2 separate regions of the Homo sapiens genome follow, and region 1 is linked to region 2. The links are chromatin loops, found by intact Hi-C in ENCODE. Cell type or tissue: HepG2. All regions are shown on one strand. Links, peaks and the distances in the headings refer to the core of each region. The heading gives the core; the rest is flanking DNA.

Region 1 (8,342 bases), core at 335-8,334, 530 kb before region 2:
ATTTAGCTAAAATTTGAAATTGCACAAATGTAATCTCTACTTTAGACCTTCCAAATTTGTCAGTCCTTTACCTACATTTCCCAAGTGTGCTTGAGGTTAATAATATCACCCTAATGACTTGTAGCTGGGAATCAAATGATTTGGATGTGCAGTGCTCTTTAAACATTCCACGTGTCTTTAGTTTCCCCTATGAAGTGCTTTGGGAACATACTTAATAAAAAACAGACAAAGACCAATGCTGATGTGTAACATGTTAATTTCCTCCATTTCTTGTCTTTTGAGGGTTCTTATTCCATGTGATTACATTTTTACGTTGTAAGCTAGAACCACAACCAGATAATAATCATGATCATACACTCGTGGCGTTTTCTGAAGCTATAATAATAATTTAAGCAATGAACAAATATTACATTAAGTAATGCTGCTGGAGTGAGAGTTGGGAATGGGTGCTGTTAACCAACATAATGTTGTATCTCAGACTTTGTACATTCCTGCCCTCTCCCCACCAGCTCAATCAGGAGTAAGGTCTTTATTTTCTAGACAGAAGGAACTCATGCCCCATCAATATTGGCTTTCTATAGATCCCTCTGATGAGAGAATTTGTGCCTACTTAGAGGCTGAAGAATGTTAGTACCTTGGTTCCAGTGAGTTTCTCTTCTATAGAGTCACCTCAAAGAAAGAGCAAAACCCAGAGAGCTTACATCTGCCTTGGTTCACAAGCCTACTCTCAGGTGACTTTTAGAAATGCTTATTAAATCCATTCAACCCTTGAGAGAGAGAAAACATAGAAGTTGGGTTCTGGAGTGCTTAAAGGTTCAACACAAGACAAAGAGACTGTGTGTTAGCATGTGGGAGGCAGAGGTGTTGACTCCTGGATGTTATTCTTGGGCTGCGGAAGGGAGACAGTGCTGGAATTCTTCTTCTGTCATTGTTAATTGAGCCTCTCCGCTTGCAGAGAGAATCTTACCCCACTCCTCTCCTGACTTCCCTCTTCACTTTCCCCTCTGACTAACCCTTACCTGCATAGAGCCAAGACAGCCGGCCAGGACCTGTGGCCAGGGTTGGGTAGGGAAAGTGGCTATGTGGCATGACTCTAGGAAATAGGGTGAGGAAGAAGGAGGGATTGTAAGTTTTAGGAATTTCCCTCAATGTCGTGTTGCAGTGCACTGTGACAAATTAAGAACACTGAACGAGGGAAGCCGTGAAGTGTTGTGCAGAGTTGAAGACAGGAGAGCTGACTTTTAGCTGTCACCCTGCCACCAAATAGCTCCATGAGCTTCTCCTCTTTGAGCCTTTGTTTCCTGGAGATTGGACAAGCAGTTTTCTAAGGTTTTTCTCTTGACATTCAGTTTAGGCAACTGACAATGCTACGTAAGCCGATTTTTAGCTCCTCACTTCATATCGCCTGGTTTTACCCACATTCCGCTATCAAATGGTTCCTGGCCCCATAAAAATAATCAAGAAAGCTCATGTTGGTGGCTTTTGCCATAGGAGTCTGATTTTTGATGCCATTATTTTTCATGCATATAAAACTAATATTTTAAGTCTTCTGTGCTTTGTTCTGTTCTTTTGGTCTGGAAGAACGTGCTTCAGAGTTGCACTTAGCCTAGAACATGGCCTGACCTCTATGGTATGAATAAATGAGCTCCATGAAGACAATAAGATCTCCTGAAATTATACAGGTATGTGCATACATATACATATATGTGTGTCTATGTATGTGTAGATATATGTGTGTAATATTATATTTAAATAATCTACTTTTTCAAAAGTTCCCTTAAGCTACTCCATGTGATTTTATGATAATTTTGTTTGGTTATATTCTATTTATCTTCATTGCTTTCTGACTTCATTGCCATTCTGTCCATATTGCTGCTCAAAGCAGAATTTTAAGAACACCTCGAGGTGTTTTTAAATTAAGCCAGTAAACAGCTTTAGCCAACACCTCCATGGCACAGTGACAAAAGCCAACACAAACAGGGAGCGGGAGGTTTGCTGACAGCTCTGTGCACTGAGACCTCAGGACTGGTTTGGTGAGGCAGGCTCAAGCAGTGACTCGTGGGGGAGCCAAAGAAGACTCAATCATGTTGTCTCTTGTATCAGCTCCCTCCACAAGGAACGGAAATCTACAAGAGGCTGAGTCCTCCTTTAATCAAAGCAAGAGAAGAAGCACTCAGGACGGGGTGGGATGCATGTCTTCAGACACTGACTCAGCCCCTCCTGTATAAGGTCTCACTGCTGCAGCAGGGCTGGGTCCACATATCTCCTTCTGTGTTTGGTGTCCCAGAGCCGTGCTTAGAACTCCAACATTACCCTGTGTGTTCATGGTGATGACGAGATTCCCAAGCACAGTGACTTAAATAAGAGAACTGTACTTCCTTCTATATAAGCTCAGGTGTACTGTCCAGGGGTGGCTGGTACCCTATGTTGTTGGGGATCCTGCTCATGTAAAGTACCTAGCACCAACAAATGCTCTTCAGTTATCATAAGCCTTAAAAACCTAGGAGAGTTTGCGGGAAAACAAGGAAAGAGAGAAGATAAAAGCATGCGTTGCGGAGGGCATTGCCAATGTGCTGTAACACATATGCTAAGGCTCCATAGAGCCTGTGAGCCTGGGCAAGTGACTTAACCTCTCTGTGCCACATCTATAAAATGGTGATAACAAGACCTATCTTGTAGGCTTGTTGTGAGCATCTCACACGTTAACACATGCAAAGTGCTTACAGCAGTGCCCAGACCACATTCAGAACCTAATAGCAGGCCCTGTTGGTGCCCTACCAGTACCTGTGGCTACTTCCCATTTTGTGCACTCCAGATGGCCTTGTACTGTAAGAATTTGTGAGTCTGCCTCTAGGCTCCCCCTGGCCTCCTGAGAGTGTGCTCTGCATATGCAGGCTTGGCCATAAGGGCTGAAAAGGCAATCGACAGCAAGCAGCCCTCAACCAGGATGGGATTTGGTGTGTAAATACCTCGGCTTTCTCATCCCTTGGGTGAGACAACTTGGCAGCATGTTCTGAATCGCCACACAGAGGTCTCCAGGGTGACTGAGCCCCAAGTGTCCGCATTCATAACCTGTCCCTGTCATATCCTGTCTGCTTCCCTGTCGTCCTTGGTTCATTTCTGCACTCTCCTGGTCTTACTGGGATTACTCCCCAAATTAACTTCCTGTATTCAGGACCAACTTCTGGGAAACCCAAACTAAGACACTCTTCTCCTTACTACACACTCCTTTCTGAACATATTGGCCTTAGTGTGCGTTCTGAATGATCCTGCCAGAACCTCACTCTCCCCTTTTCATGCACCTCCTCCTCCTGATATTCCTCTTCTCACTTTTGCAATCACGTATGCACCAGGATGAATCAGATGCAGACTTCTGTGCCCTTCATAAACCAATCTTCCAAGCATACATGCACACTGATACATACATGTACTGATACATTCCAAGCATACATGCACACTGATACATACAGAGAAACCCATGGAATCCAGGCCCAAAGGAAATGGAATGTGTAGCAAAGAATATACATTGTCTCTGGGCTTGCTCTCTCGCCTAACTTCCTTCAGGCTTGTTCTGATTTCCCCTGGGGCCTGCACATATGGTGTATTGCTTAGATTTGTGCCTGGGTTCGGACTGCACATTAAATCAGAGACGTGGGGTAGAATCAGGTCCACAGCTCTATATCCTGTTGTGATGGATAAGCGTTCTCTTTCCATTTCCTCCCCTGGGCAGGGAGATGATGGAAGTGTTTTGCATGAAGACAGGAAATATCTTCAGTACGGCTTTGTGAGCTAGATGGAATTATCCTAAAAGAGCAGGTCCACTGGGTGAGGAGAGATGTGTGGGCTGAGTTTTCAACTGAATGATTAAACAATAGTGCTTGCTGTGGCCACACCCTGCTAGTTTACACAATGGAAAAAAACAACTTGACAAAATAAAATCCATGTCGTCGTCTTTAAAATGTGCTATCATTTCCTTGTTATAGTTGTGCAAGATTCAGTACCGAGAAGCAGATAGTTCTTCCTTTGCCAATATGGGAAACATACTGCAAACATATTGGGCTTCCAATATGTTTGAATTTCAATCATGACCCTTTAGTCAGTTTAGTTAAGTAGATGCAGTCCCCGCAAGGGCAAGGTTCAGATTTCATTCACCATGGTCTATGAACTGTCAGTTCCTGCATGAAGCACAGACTTCACTGCTAGCTCTTCAGGACACACATCACTTTTGTAAATATGAGCACTATGATCAGTCAGTGACCACTCACATCACTTCTTTCAAAGTCTGCCAGTGATGGTCACCACACCCTGTTATTGGTTCACACACAGACAGCAAAGTATGTCGCTGTGCTTCCTTGTCTTCCTGTGATGACCCATGTGCCATCTTACACAAATGGACAATCAATGGAGGTAAGTGGCCAGCAAAAATGAAAGTGAAGCAAAGAAATGAAAAATGAGAACGCAGGGAGTGAGATTCAAATCCAACATAAATGGAGGTGAGAAGATATAGCTGAGATTGGGATGTCAACACTCAGGCATCCTAGACTTTACATAGGCAGCCAGAGGAACTTGGCGAAGGTGACCTTATTGACATAAATGAGGAAAGTGAGGACAAGGAGCAAGATATCCCAGAGGAAGTGACGCCAGCAAAAAAAAAAAAAAAAAATTAAAATTTACATTTTAAAAATCACATTAAAGGAACTCTCAGAGTTAATTCATGAATTAAAAGTGAAAAAGATTAAATGTTGGGTGCTCACTCAAATTTAGAAAGGAGAGTAACAATTTACCAGGGCATAGAAAATATATTTTTCTATACTGTAAGTTGTATGACAAAAAGATAACACTGTGTATTATTTATCTTTTTTATTTTCTGTATGTTATGATGTTTTAATATCTTAAAAACCTGTCTGACTGCCCCTCCCAGGGCTGGCCAATCCTTAGACACAGCAAAGGGCTCAGCTGGGAGTGTGCCTTTGATACGCAAACTGCCCAACCTAGAGCCATCTCTCCTCTATGTGGCCCCTGCACCTCAGGAGGCAACATTTTTCCTCTGCCTTAGTCAACCAAAGGCCAGGAACCAGGCAACTAAAGACCACCCGTATAGTTAAGTGCCTGCTGAAATGATTCAAACTAGCCAGTCCTAAACTGCCCTTGCCCTGCTGGGAAACCCCAATAAAGGCTGTAGCCTCGGCTTTCCCTGTACCCCTGCTTTCTGCCTCCTGACCACCCTGAGGCTACCCCACGTGGCCCTGCCTGGTGTGGTTTGTCTCCTGTCTCTAGGACCTGTGAGTGTTGTTTTCCTGAGCTTCTCCTCTGTCTCCTCTTGTGGCTGCACTTGACTGAGCATTTCATGAAAGAATACAGAATGCACTTCTCAGACTACTCTTGGTAAGTTTTTTACAAAGAAATAACACAATTCTCAACATTTCTAATCTGTAAAATTACAGTATGCTAAATAAATATTTGTTTTACCATTTTTTTCATTTCTTTATACATTTATAACCGATAATGAGAGAGTTTTTAATGTTTTGACAAATATTTCTAAAGGTTATGGGACCATTATGATTATTTCTTTGTGAGGTTTCTGCATGGTCTTTTGGTGTTTTTTGTTGTTTGTTGTTGTTGTTGTTGTTGATGTTGTTGTTTTGACAAGGTCTCACTCTGTCGCTCAGGCTGGAGTACAGTGGTGCCATCACAGCTCACTGCAGCCTTGACATGTTGGGCTCAAGCAATCCTCCCACCTCGGCCTCCTGAGTAGCTAGGACTACAGGTGAATGCCACCATGTCCAGCTAATTTTTGTATTTTTTGTAGAGACGGGCTTTCACCATCTTGCTCAGGCTGGTCTCGAACTCCTGGACTCAAGTGATGAGTTGCCCTCCTGGGCCTCTCCAAATGCTGGGATTACAGGTGTGAGCCACCATACCCAGCCTGCAAGGTCATTCTTACAATCCTGCACTAAGGTGCAAAGCAAAGACTGTCTGTACTTAAGCTTTTATCTTATTTATTAGGATAGTGAAACTTGTGGGCTCTGGAGCCTGAGTGCCTGAGTTCAGATCCTGACTCCAGTACTAAACTGCTTGATCTCTGCTCTAAACCAACCCAACTGAGGCTCAGTTTTCTTATCCGAAAAAAGGAAATAACAATATCACATAGAGTTCTTGAGGTGATGGATTAGAAGGCCTCTAAAAATCTGCCTGACATTCAAGAAACATTTGATAAATAAGCTCCATGAAAGTGGAGACCCCATCCCATATCTTCATTATAATATCCCCAGCATTTAGAACAAAGACTGGCACAGGTAATCATTGCACAGTACATATGTGGCACATAAGAGATTAAATAGTCATATTTAATATTCAACAAATATTAGTGATGTGACTCTCTTCCCCTTTTTTCACTTTCTGAGTGCTCTATACCTTCAGAGAGTTTGAGGAAATCATGGGGCTCAGTTTTACTGAGAGCCCAGTATGTCACCAATGGCCCCTATACTGGTTCCTCTACAGTCATTTCTGCCTTATTTCTCCCGGCCCATCCTGCCCATTTGATTTAGGTGGCTGGGTACCTCAGCAAGGTTAACATTGTTCATATAAATAAGGAACTCATACAAATCTATGGGGAAAAAAAATGAGACCCCAAAAATGGGGGAAAAAAGAATAATTAATTAGTAATTAAACTTAAATATTTGGAGTCATCCTCACCAGCAACCAAGGAAATGTAAATCAGAACAAAGGAGATGCTCTTTTTGCAATCACATTTGCACAGACTTCTGGAATGACAGAAACAGAGACTAGTGAGAGTGAGGTGAGAAGACCCTCCCCCGACTGCTGATGCTCATGAGAATCGGCAGAATCTCTCTATAAAGCAGTTTGGCCCCAAAAATCATGGGCCTTTAGACGCTTCATTCCCTTTGACCCAGAAATTTTACTTCAGGAAACTGATCCTGAGGATTCAATGTGGATGAAGCTTTATGCATAAAGATTTTCTTTTCTTTTTTTTCTTTTTTGAGACAGTTTCACTCTTATTGCCCAGGCTGGAGTACATGGCTCCATCTTGGCTCACCGCAACCTCTGCCTCCTGGGTTCAAGCAATTCTCCTGCCTCAGCCTCCTGAGTAGCTGGGATTATAGGTGTGTGCCACCACACCTGGCTAATTTTTGTATTTTTAGTAGAGACACGGTTTCACCATGTTGTCCAGGCTGGTCTTGAACCCCTGACCTCAGGTGATCCACCTGCCTCAGCCTCCCAAAGTGCTGGGATTACAGGTGTGAGCCACCGCGCCCAACCATGCATAAAGATTTTCATCACAATGTTATCTGTAAGAGTAAAGATAGGAAACTACCTATATGTCTGGTAATAGGAATTATTTACATGGGAAATGTTATATGCACTTTTTATTAGGCAATGTAAGTCTATAAAGAGACAAATGTTTATAATAGAACATAATGTATAATAAATATTTTTAATCATATGTAAAATCCAAACGCCTGATGCCTTAATGCCGTTCACTCCAAAATGTGAATAACTACCATTTGTGGTGGGTCCACCGTATTCCAGGGACATTGTGTATTTTATTCCCAATTCCCACAACAATTTTGCCTGGTAGATATTATTATACCCATTTTATGGATGAGAAAATGAGGTTCAGAGGGCCAGGTAAATTTCCTGAAGCATCCCTTTAGTTACATAGCTCTGACAGTTAAACCCACACTTTCCCGCCAAATTATGTCCTTATTTATCTTTGTTTGGTTGAGTCTTTTTCTTTTATAAGTTGTGAAACAATGAGTGATTTTGGTTGAGTGTTTTTCTTTTTAAGTTATGAAACAATGAGTGATTTTCTAAATTTTTGTAAGTTTTTGTCTTTTGAAAAGATGTAGTAGCATAGAATAATAACCATAAACATGGCTAACAAGAAGGCATTGCAACATTACTAAATCATTTAATCACTTTGAGCTTCACATGCTTTCAAATAAATAGTACTTCTCTCTACCCATTGACAAGGCTATATGTCAAAATTATAATGAGATAGCGAATAACATGTATCAAAACTCTTTCAAGTTAAAAAAAGGAAAGGTGCCCAACTTTTAACTGTTCTTTCCTAAGTTGAAAAATTTACTTACTTCAGTTAATTATAAATGTTCCTATTACTATAATTATTATAAAGGTTAAAACCCTTCAATAAACTGAGTACTTTCTCAGTCACAGATGTTAATATCTCTCTCAGTTAAGAAACAGGGAGCAAAAGTTATTGATTTACATGGTTGAGATGGAAAACTTAGCACACATCCAGCATTCTTTGGGAAAGGAAGTGGAAGACTCCCATATCAGATGTTTTGGAAGGAAGATAA
Region 2 (8,342 bases), core at 292-8,291:
AATATCATTATTGTAGAGACACTTAATAAAGAGATGGTATTTTAATGTCTGCAGTTCTGAGGTAGGGTGGAACTTAGTTCTACATTGTGATTTAGGAATTTTTAAAACCTTTTTTCTTCAAGGGAGAAGTGACCCAGGCCTCGAGTTTAGTGCTAAAGCCGCTAGTGTACTTATGCTGTCCCCTAACCACCACGTGCGATATGGAAGCAGATGCTAAATATAGGGGTTTTCTTAGAAAGTAAGAGGAAATTAGCAAGCGTTATTAGTGATTGACTACTGCTATCAAGTGAATTCAAAGGAAACAGGTTTTTATGCCATATTTAAGTTACAGAAACCAGGCATGCTTAGAATAGTTTCTAGAGGTTATTGGAGAATAGAAAGCTAAGAAAACTTGGTATACATTTACAATGGAAATATAATTACACTTTTTACTCTCAGAATATTGTTCACATTAGACTTCCTGTTTATCTTTTATATTCTTGCATTTATATAATGCCTCATCCTTTCAAAGTTCTTTCACATATTATATGATCTTCTTTATGAAAAAAATAGATGTTTCATTCTGATATATTCAGTTTCCCACTTTAGGCAAAAGTAGATTAATAGAATGACGAATTCAAAGTAGATGAGGAAAATCAGGCACAGAGAAGTAAAGGTAGGGATAGACCCAAATTTACACAACAAGATAATGACATCTCCAGCTTTTAAGTTGATCATCAAAGGCTGGGCTGGATTTGTCTTGCTGTATGTGTCAGGAAATTTATACCTATTACATTTTCCATTTTCTCAAAATTTAAGTCACATGACTAATATTTAGCTGCAACTTTCCTCATAACAAATAGTGTCATGAAGAATGTTGTAGTGTGAAGTTTGTACATTTCAGGGTCAGATATACAATATGAACTCTTAATCTACAGGAATGAGAATGGAGGATCATTGAAGGCCATGATATAAACAAATTTGCATGTTGAAGCCTGTATAAAACATGGTACAGTGAGTGAATATACCCCCATCCCCAAGAACACTTTATACATATTAAATGGATATATGATTACTGTGCAAAAATTCATTCTGGAAATGAACATATATTTGAGCACTAATATGTAATGTACACCTGCCCTAAGGAGAAAATAAATTATAAAACTTTTTACATTCAAAATTACTTTCCCAAGCATGTCTTAGAATAATCTATGTGTTGATGCATGTAAATTGTACTTTAGGTAGGCAAAGAAATCTGGTTATTTATGTAAAAACTAGTCTAATAAAGTTAGTTAGTGGCTTTATCACTTTAAATCTTTAGTGTCCAAAAGTGGTGTTTAAAGTAATAGCACATCAGAAAACCTTGTCTGGACAAAACTAGTTCACTCACTGCTTCTGCACCTGCAGTTGCTCCCTTTAGGGTTATAAAATAATGACCCAAATGTTACATGTGTTGATATTATAACTTGTCAGTTACTGATGTCTGTGGTATCCTACCCTCATCTCTGAAAGGGATAATACTGAATAATTATTAGAAAACTATAAAACTTCACACTTTGTACCATTAAAACCTAAAATTTTAATCTTGTCCTTTTTTACTATGGATCAGTCGGCACTCGGGAACAGCAGCAAGGAAAAAAAGCAAATTTCATTCACATGTTCTGTGTTCATACCTCTTCTCTACCTAATTGTTCATTTAAATTTCAGCCTTATTCCTTGATAAGGGATTTTACCACATGAAGTCATCCAGTGACCCTAGCTCTTATTGTGAAGTTAGTGGAGTATACTTAGAAATGTTACAACTTTAAAATGTTACAAAACATTCATTAAAGCTCATATTTAAAGTAGAGCATCTAGTTTGAGAAATAGAAATCAATTATTAAAGATGTCTTTTTTCTACCCATTTAACTAGTTAAAACCATGACATGTAAATGTAGAAGTAGAATAATCATAGAATTCCCTAAAATATTTCTGTTTACTAACATATATTGACCAAGTACATCAAGCAGGAGAGATCTTCCTTCATTCTGTTATAGTCCACATCATTCTAATTTTGCTCAGTTGTTATTAAGAGCATATTCCTAAACCATACACTTTTGTTTCAATAAAGTTTTATTTTGTTGAGATGAATAAAATAACAAAGTTATAAGCTGCATAAGACAAAAGTTCAATTGTTCAAAAAAAATTTACTGGGATAGCTTTCTATTACAGGTATTGTTAGATTATATTGTGCTGATAAGATTACTTTCTAAAAAATTTGTACTTTTCTGTAAATTAAAAGAATATGGAGTCATAAAATGGCAAGTGTTTTAGGATTAGCCTAAAATTGGACATTGTCATTGATTTCAAAGAAGGTATGAACTAGCAGTCTTACAGCCTAATTCTTCTTTGGACTGGTCCTTGGCAGCAGTTCCTTTTCAGACTCGATAAACAGAATTCAGATGATGTAAGTCAAAACAAAACTTTACAAAGCCAAGCGTATTATCTTTTGCATTAACCTATTTTTTTCCATCATACATGCTACTAGTATGTGCATTAGCATGATATTCTCATATACATTGCATTAAAAATTAAAAGGTGGCAGCTCAGGGTGAGCTCTTCTGTTGCTCATTTGTTCCTAAATTTTTAAGGGCTTTTTCTCAGTCAATAGTTTGTACAAACTGGTTAGTTTAACTTCATTACCCATTTCATTAAAGTTGATGGGTCGTGTGATGAGATGCATTTAAGGCCGATAGTGATAGATGTTTTTTTTATTTCTTGAACACAGGCTTTGTCTGAATGATGTTCTTTTATCTCTTGAACACAAGCTTTGAATGATAACTACAGGTTTTAAGTGCTGTTACATTAATACCATAATGTGATGTGTTAGAAACAAAGGGATATTTCAAAGGTAGATATTTGAAAATTCTCTAGTCTCAATATGTATGTGTATTGAATATACTCTAAAAATAAATGTGCAATTTGCTAGTAGGACAATGCAGTGACTGACTAGCATTAGGTATGTTTCTTTTATATCCTAGCTATGTCCCACTTTCTTCTAAGTGCAATCCTTTCATGTTCACTTGCTGTTTTACCCCATCTACTCTAACTTCATTTGGAAGGCTTGTCTAGAGTATAGCATGTATTTTTACCTTTGCAGTGAATTGCATGTGCTAATTGTAACCACAGCTATTTTTATGTTGACATAACTCCAAATGTTATATTAAATGTTCTATTATATATTAGCTCTAATCCCTTAAGTAAATTTTAAGAAATAAATACTTGTTCAAATTTTTTTTCTGTATGTGGTTACTATCATCTGACTATGCATATTTGTAACAGCATTTATCATTAGTGGTGTTAGCTAAATAAGCATCTTAGTGTAAATGAGATGCTTCGTGTGGGTTTTGTGACATTTTAAATGACATAATGGAATGTGATTTAAAAGAAAACCAGTACACTATCTTGGTCTTAATAACATAGAATGGAGATGGCAAATTTATCCACTAGTTTTCCAGATTTACTATTTAATAGCTGAGGTCTGAAATCGTAGCATCCTCCCTCCTAGTGGACATTAAAAAAAAAAAAAAAAAAAAAAACCTACTTGGTTGTCAAGAGCCCAAGTATGGAGGTGCTGCGCCATCTTGTGGCCTGTCTGTGCCCACCCTGCACTCTGCTGGAGTCTCCATCCTTGTTGCAGTGAGACTTGAAGTTCAAGATTGATACATGGCATCCTCCTGCTACTTCTTGAGGTTACTAAGTAGTATATGAAACTAATCAGTCAGCAAGTCCACCTGGAAGGAAAAGAAAATCTCAACTATTAATGTGCCTTCACATTGTGATTTTGTCTAAAAAAATGTAGTGAGTCAAAAAACCCACAAGCCAGCCAACAGTAACTCCTTCACATATATACCAGAGTTTATAGAAATAACATGTCAGCTTTGGGCTATGTGCTCCTTTGTTTAAAATCTTCTATTTGGTTATGGCTTGTATAGGCTCAAGCCTGATTTCTTTAAGGTGTGGTGGCTCATCTTATCCTAATGTGTATGATAGATACAGTCCATCCTGCTTTGGAAAAGATTATGTAACTCCTTGAGAGCATACTCTTTCTCTAGCCCAAAGGCAGTGAGAGAGTTTTCTTGTTCAGGATTGCTTAACTTTCCATTTAAGCTTTTTCTTTTTAAATTAATACAAACTTCTACACTTTCAAAATACGAAATATATTACAACTGCGTATAGGCTCTTCCATACTTAAGTCCAGTGCTTGGGCAAGTTAATGGAGTGAAAGACTACAAGCAAAGAGGAACTGAGGTAGAAAAAGAAGAATGTGTGAAAGCAGCAGGAAGCTCAGCCAACTCGAAAGCAGGGTGAACAGCTTGAGTCCTGTTGCTGCTGATCGGGGTTGGCTCTTGGACAACTTAGTAAGATCATGGAAAGGCTGCTTGGGTTCTCCATAGAAAAGTTCTGTCTCCATCAAGGGAGGAAAATGTACCTTTCAACTCAAAATTCAATATTTGTTTTTAAATATAGCTATTTTCCCCAACCGCTAAAGATTTTCAACAGATACGAAGCCAGAGCTTAGTTTTAGAAACCTGTGGACATTCAAACCTGATTCTTTATTCCCTGTGACTATGGTTATGTCATTTTACATGTCAAAAAAGTGTATCTAGAATTGTCATTTCTTATTTTTGAGCTTTTTTTAGTGAGAATTATCCCCTCACTTAAATGGCTTTTTATTTAAACATCTGTGCATTCTGTATGAAATTGTAGTCTTTCTGGGATAACATGGTGAGCTATATGGTGGTAATCCACACACACAAAAATAAAAGCCAAAAAAAAACCAAAACCCTCAGGTAAAGTATTTCTCTTTCTTCAACTGTCTCATTAGCCCTGGCTGTGGATGGTCTTTCTGAGACAGGCTAGCCAGAGTAATTCAACGGCCACAAGTGGTTTCTCCCCCAGAGTGCTGGTTCAAACTCTGAATGAGACCAGCCTGTTGATTAGAAATCTAATACCTCAGTCCAGGCCTACTTTCCTAGAACAATCTTCACTTAGTAACAGGTCCAAGACACAACTATTAAGTATACATCTGGGTCCCTTCCCCGTAGGAAAAGGTTTTCCCTGCAGTCTTGCCTGTAGTCAGAAGCAGCCTGTTGACTAATGATAGCTTTTAAATGAATTTATAGAAAATTCTTGGAAATAGGCTCTATAAGCTTTATGAGAGGGATAATGCTTTTAAAGGAATGGCATGAAGGGGAATATTTAAATAAAAAGGCACTGAGATTCTGACAATAGAAACCATAATTCTGCATAAGCGTTCTGAGAATGAAAAGTCAGCCACTCTTCAGGTCAAAGTCAGTGTGGATTTTGCCAGTTGTTCAATCTAGACATACGAACACCAGGGCTACCCAGCCAGCATCAGTGCCTAGGAAAGGACCTCCAAGAAACTTTTAACTGCCACGGTCAGAATCGAGACTAGACATTGCTGCTGGGGGTGAGGGGCCGCTCCTCTTCAAATGAACCGGCAGACCTTTCTGATCACCTGCTGGGGGCCACATGCCGGAGCAGGGTGTCCAAAGGTGAGCAAATATATGCCATCTATGAAGTGTTTACTGTGGGTTATGAAATCCTAGAAACTTATGAGGTAAATACCAGCACCATTTACAAATGCAGCCTCCAAGAGGTTGAATAACTTGCCCGGGGTCATGTGGTTGACAAACAGTGGAGTTCCAACTCCAACCTGATCCAAAGTCCGCATTCTTTGATGTGTACACCAATTGTACCCAACCACTTAAGCAAAATTCTTGATGACGTCATGCCCAGGCTAGCTTAAGGAGAATGCACACCTGCTTCCCAGGCCCTTCAAACTCTTCTGAGTTTCTCTTCCCCTCATCTCCCTCCCCACCACCCTTATTTGTGAATATGGGGCACCTTGTGCCCTCAAGCAGCCCCCTGCAATTGCCTACCTTGAAGTGTCCTAACTGAGCCTCGAGCCCAGAGCAGTACTTCTCCTTATGCCCTCAAGGTTTACTCCGAGGCTGGCTCCCCACCCCTACTAGCACATACATTTGCTCTGACCCTATAGAGCAACCCCTGCAAAAGAGGTCAATGTGTCCCACTTTCCTGAGAATGCACCCTCACACGACCCCTGGAGTCTCATTCTTTTGGCCAAAGAAAGACTCCTCTAATGGTGGAATCTAGCCCATGGCAACTAGTGACAGGAGGATCTCCGGCAGGGGCTTTTCCTGGGTGCTCAGACCACGGTCCTACCCCAGGTGGTTCTGTCCACAGACTTCCCCGGGCCCGCTGCCTAGCGCGAGCACCCGTTCCAGCCTGCCTCACCTTCACGGTGCCGCCAGCCACTCCTCTCCATCTCCTGCCACTCCCAGAGGGGCTGCCTGCTGCTGCCCCGCTGTGCTGACCTCATTCCCCACATTTGCTTTCTGTCCTTTTGGGGCCTCGCTGGACCTTTCCAACCCCCCAGCTGCACACTTTATAGTTTCCAGAACATACTGAGTTTCTTCTAACCTAGCCCATGCACATGATTTCCTCCCCTAGAATGTTCTCCAGTCCCCAGTCCCTGTTAAGCTGGGAAATTCTTACTGGTTCACCAAAAATCAACTCAAATAGATACCCTCTTGAGGGAAATCTTCCATTCTTCTCTCTCCTTCCCCCTGAGTTAAGGGCCTTCTATATCCTGGCACCTACTGCTGGGCCTCTGGAGAGAGGGCCCCAGCTCAGTCCTCTCCTGGCCCAGCATAGTGCTCGGTGTTTGGCAGAGCTTGCTTATATGAACAGGTAAGTGGGTGAATAAACAAGTTATTTTTAATTTTAAAAAATGTTTAAAATGTGTCTCAGGTTTCTTCTAATCCAGAGTTGCACAGTGCCATAGGCAGTCAGGAATCTGCCTCCTTCGCATCTCAAACCTGGGATCATTTCCTGATTCCCATCCCACCCTGGCTACAGGCAAGAGCTTCCCCCAACCAAGAGAGAGAGAGTCTTGCTCTGTTGCCCAGGCTCAAGCAATCCTCCCACCTCAGCCTCTCAAGTAGCTCAGACTACAGGCAGCACTGCCATGCCCGGCTAATTTTTCTTTTTTCTTTTTTGTAGACACGGGCTCACTTTGTTGGCCAGGCTGGTCTCAAATGCCTGGCTTCAAGCTATCTTCCATCCTTGGCCTTCCAAAGTGCTGTGATTACATCTCTGAACCACCGTGCCTTGGCAAGAGCTTTCATTTGAAGCAAAATATATACTCAATCCAAAAGCAAAAATTTAGAGAAAATTAAAGTCAGATGGATCCTTATTAAATCATTTTATCCAAACTCCTCATCCTGGACGAGGAAAATGAGGTCCAGAGAAGAGGGGCCAGCAAACTTTCCAACAGCACAGGAGAAAACGCTGGGTTTGTGGGTTATAAAAGGACGGCCCTGCCCTTTGGGAAGTTACTGTCTAGTGAGGAAGACGGAGTGAACCAGGATCAGGCTCCGCCTTAAGAACACATCAGAAAGTGCAAGTAGGCTCAGGCCCTACAAACCAGGCTACGACCAACCCCTGGCCAAACACCAGGCAGCTCCCAGTATAAAACAATCCCCCAATTCCTCAACGAGAAGATCCCAAGAAAAGTTTTTGGACAGCTTAACTGTGTGAGCTTTACAGATGTTGATTAAATAGTCAGATGTCTGCCTATGATCCATATTTTAAATAAGATGATGTGGAACAATGCAGAAATATAGAATTGATTTTGTTCACTCGTACTTTATGAAGATAGTTCCATGCAACTCTTCACTTGCAATTGGACACTGAGGTCCTTCCTCGTCATTACCAGATCCCCTTTGTGAATCATAGGCACAGGTTTTGGGAGCTCGTTCCTAACATTTCCATCTAGTTGTGTGAGAGACAGCAGACAATGCTGTCGTGGAAAACAGTATTCAAGCCTTAAGTATCCACTTTTATCTTAAGAGACTTTCCCCCCATCCCAGTAATGTAACCTGTTACCATTTTGCTTTTTAAAATGGTCTTTAAAAAACTTTACACTGAAATCTAACCTAGTTAATATTGAGATCATATCCCAGGAATAATGACTAAATCCCTTGTCTCCTTTTATGCCAGTTCCTTCTGGTGATCTCCGTGTGATTCTCAAAATTAAAAATTAACATTGGATGAGGTCATTTTAGTGAATGGGTCTTTCGCAAACAGAACTTTTGTGTTTAAATAACGAAGAGAGGCCAAGCACAGAGGCTCACGCCTGTAATCCCAGCACTTTCGGAGGCCAAAGTGGGCAGATCACTTGAGGTCAGGAATTTGAGACCAGCCTGGCCAACATGGTGAAACCCCGTCTCTACTAAAAATACAAGAATTAGCCTGGCGTGGTGGTGCGGCACCTG

The links. A loop is a pair of places that touch in the nucleus more often than their neighbours do. Peaks named below come from ENCODE experiments on the same cell type or tissue, not always from the same donor. Only the 100,000 strongest peaks of a DNase experiment are listed, where the experiment ranks them.
Region 1: it touches region 2 in a loop (5-fold over the local background); 2 of 110 quality-filtered maps call a loop at or near these places.

What each region holds. Positions count from the first base shown.
Region 1 is chr5:56,461,052-56,469,393 of GRCh38, reverse strand. It overlaps LINC01948 (long intergenic non-protein coding RNA 1948), which reads left to right. Exons shown (of 5, transcript NR_104664.1): 2 at 1,582-1,682; 3 at 4,327-4,407; 4 at 5,278-5,385. Among named protein-coding and RNA genes, the nearest start is that of LINC01948, 17 kb to the left of the region's middle. In HepG2, for the core only: no CTCF peak of the experiment used is centred there; DNase peaks (open chromatin) are centred at 3,483 and 4,213.
Region 2 is chr5:55,931,557-55,939,898 of GRCh38, reverse strand. IL6ST (interleukin 6 cytokine family signal transducer) reads left to right here. Exons shown (of 17, transcript NM_002184.4): 17 at 1-4,804. Among named protein-coding and RNA genes, the nearest start is that of IL6ST, 59 kb to the left of the region's middle. In HepG2, for the core only: a CTCF peak has its summit at 3,598 (motif pointing left); DNase peaks (open chromatin) are centred at 3,598 and 5,648; H3K4me3 peaks cover 323 bases.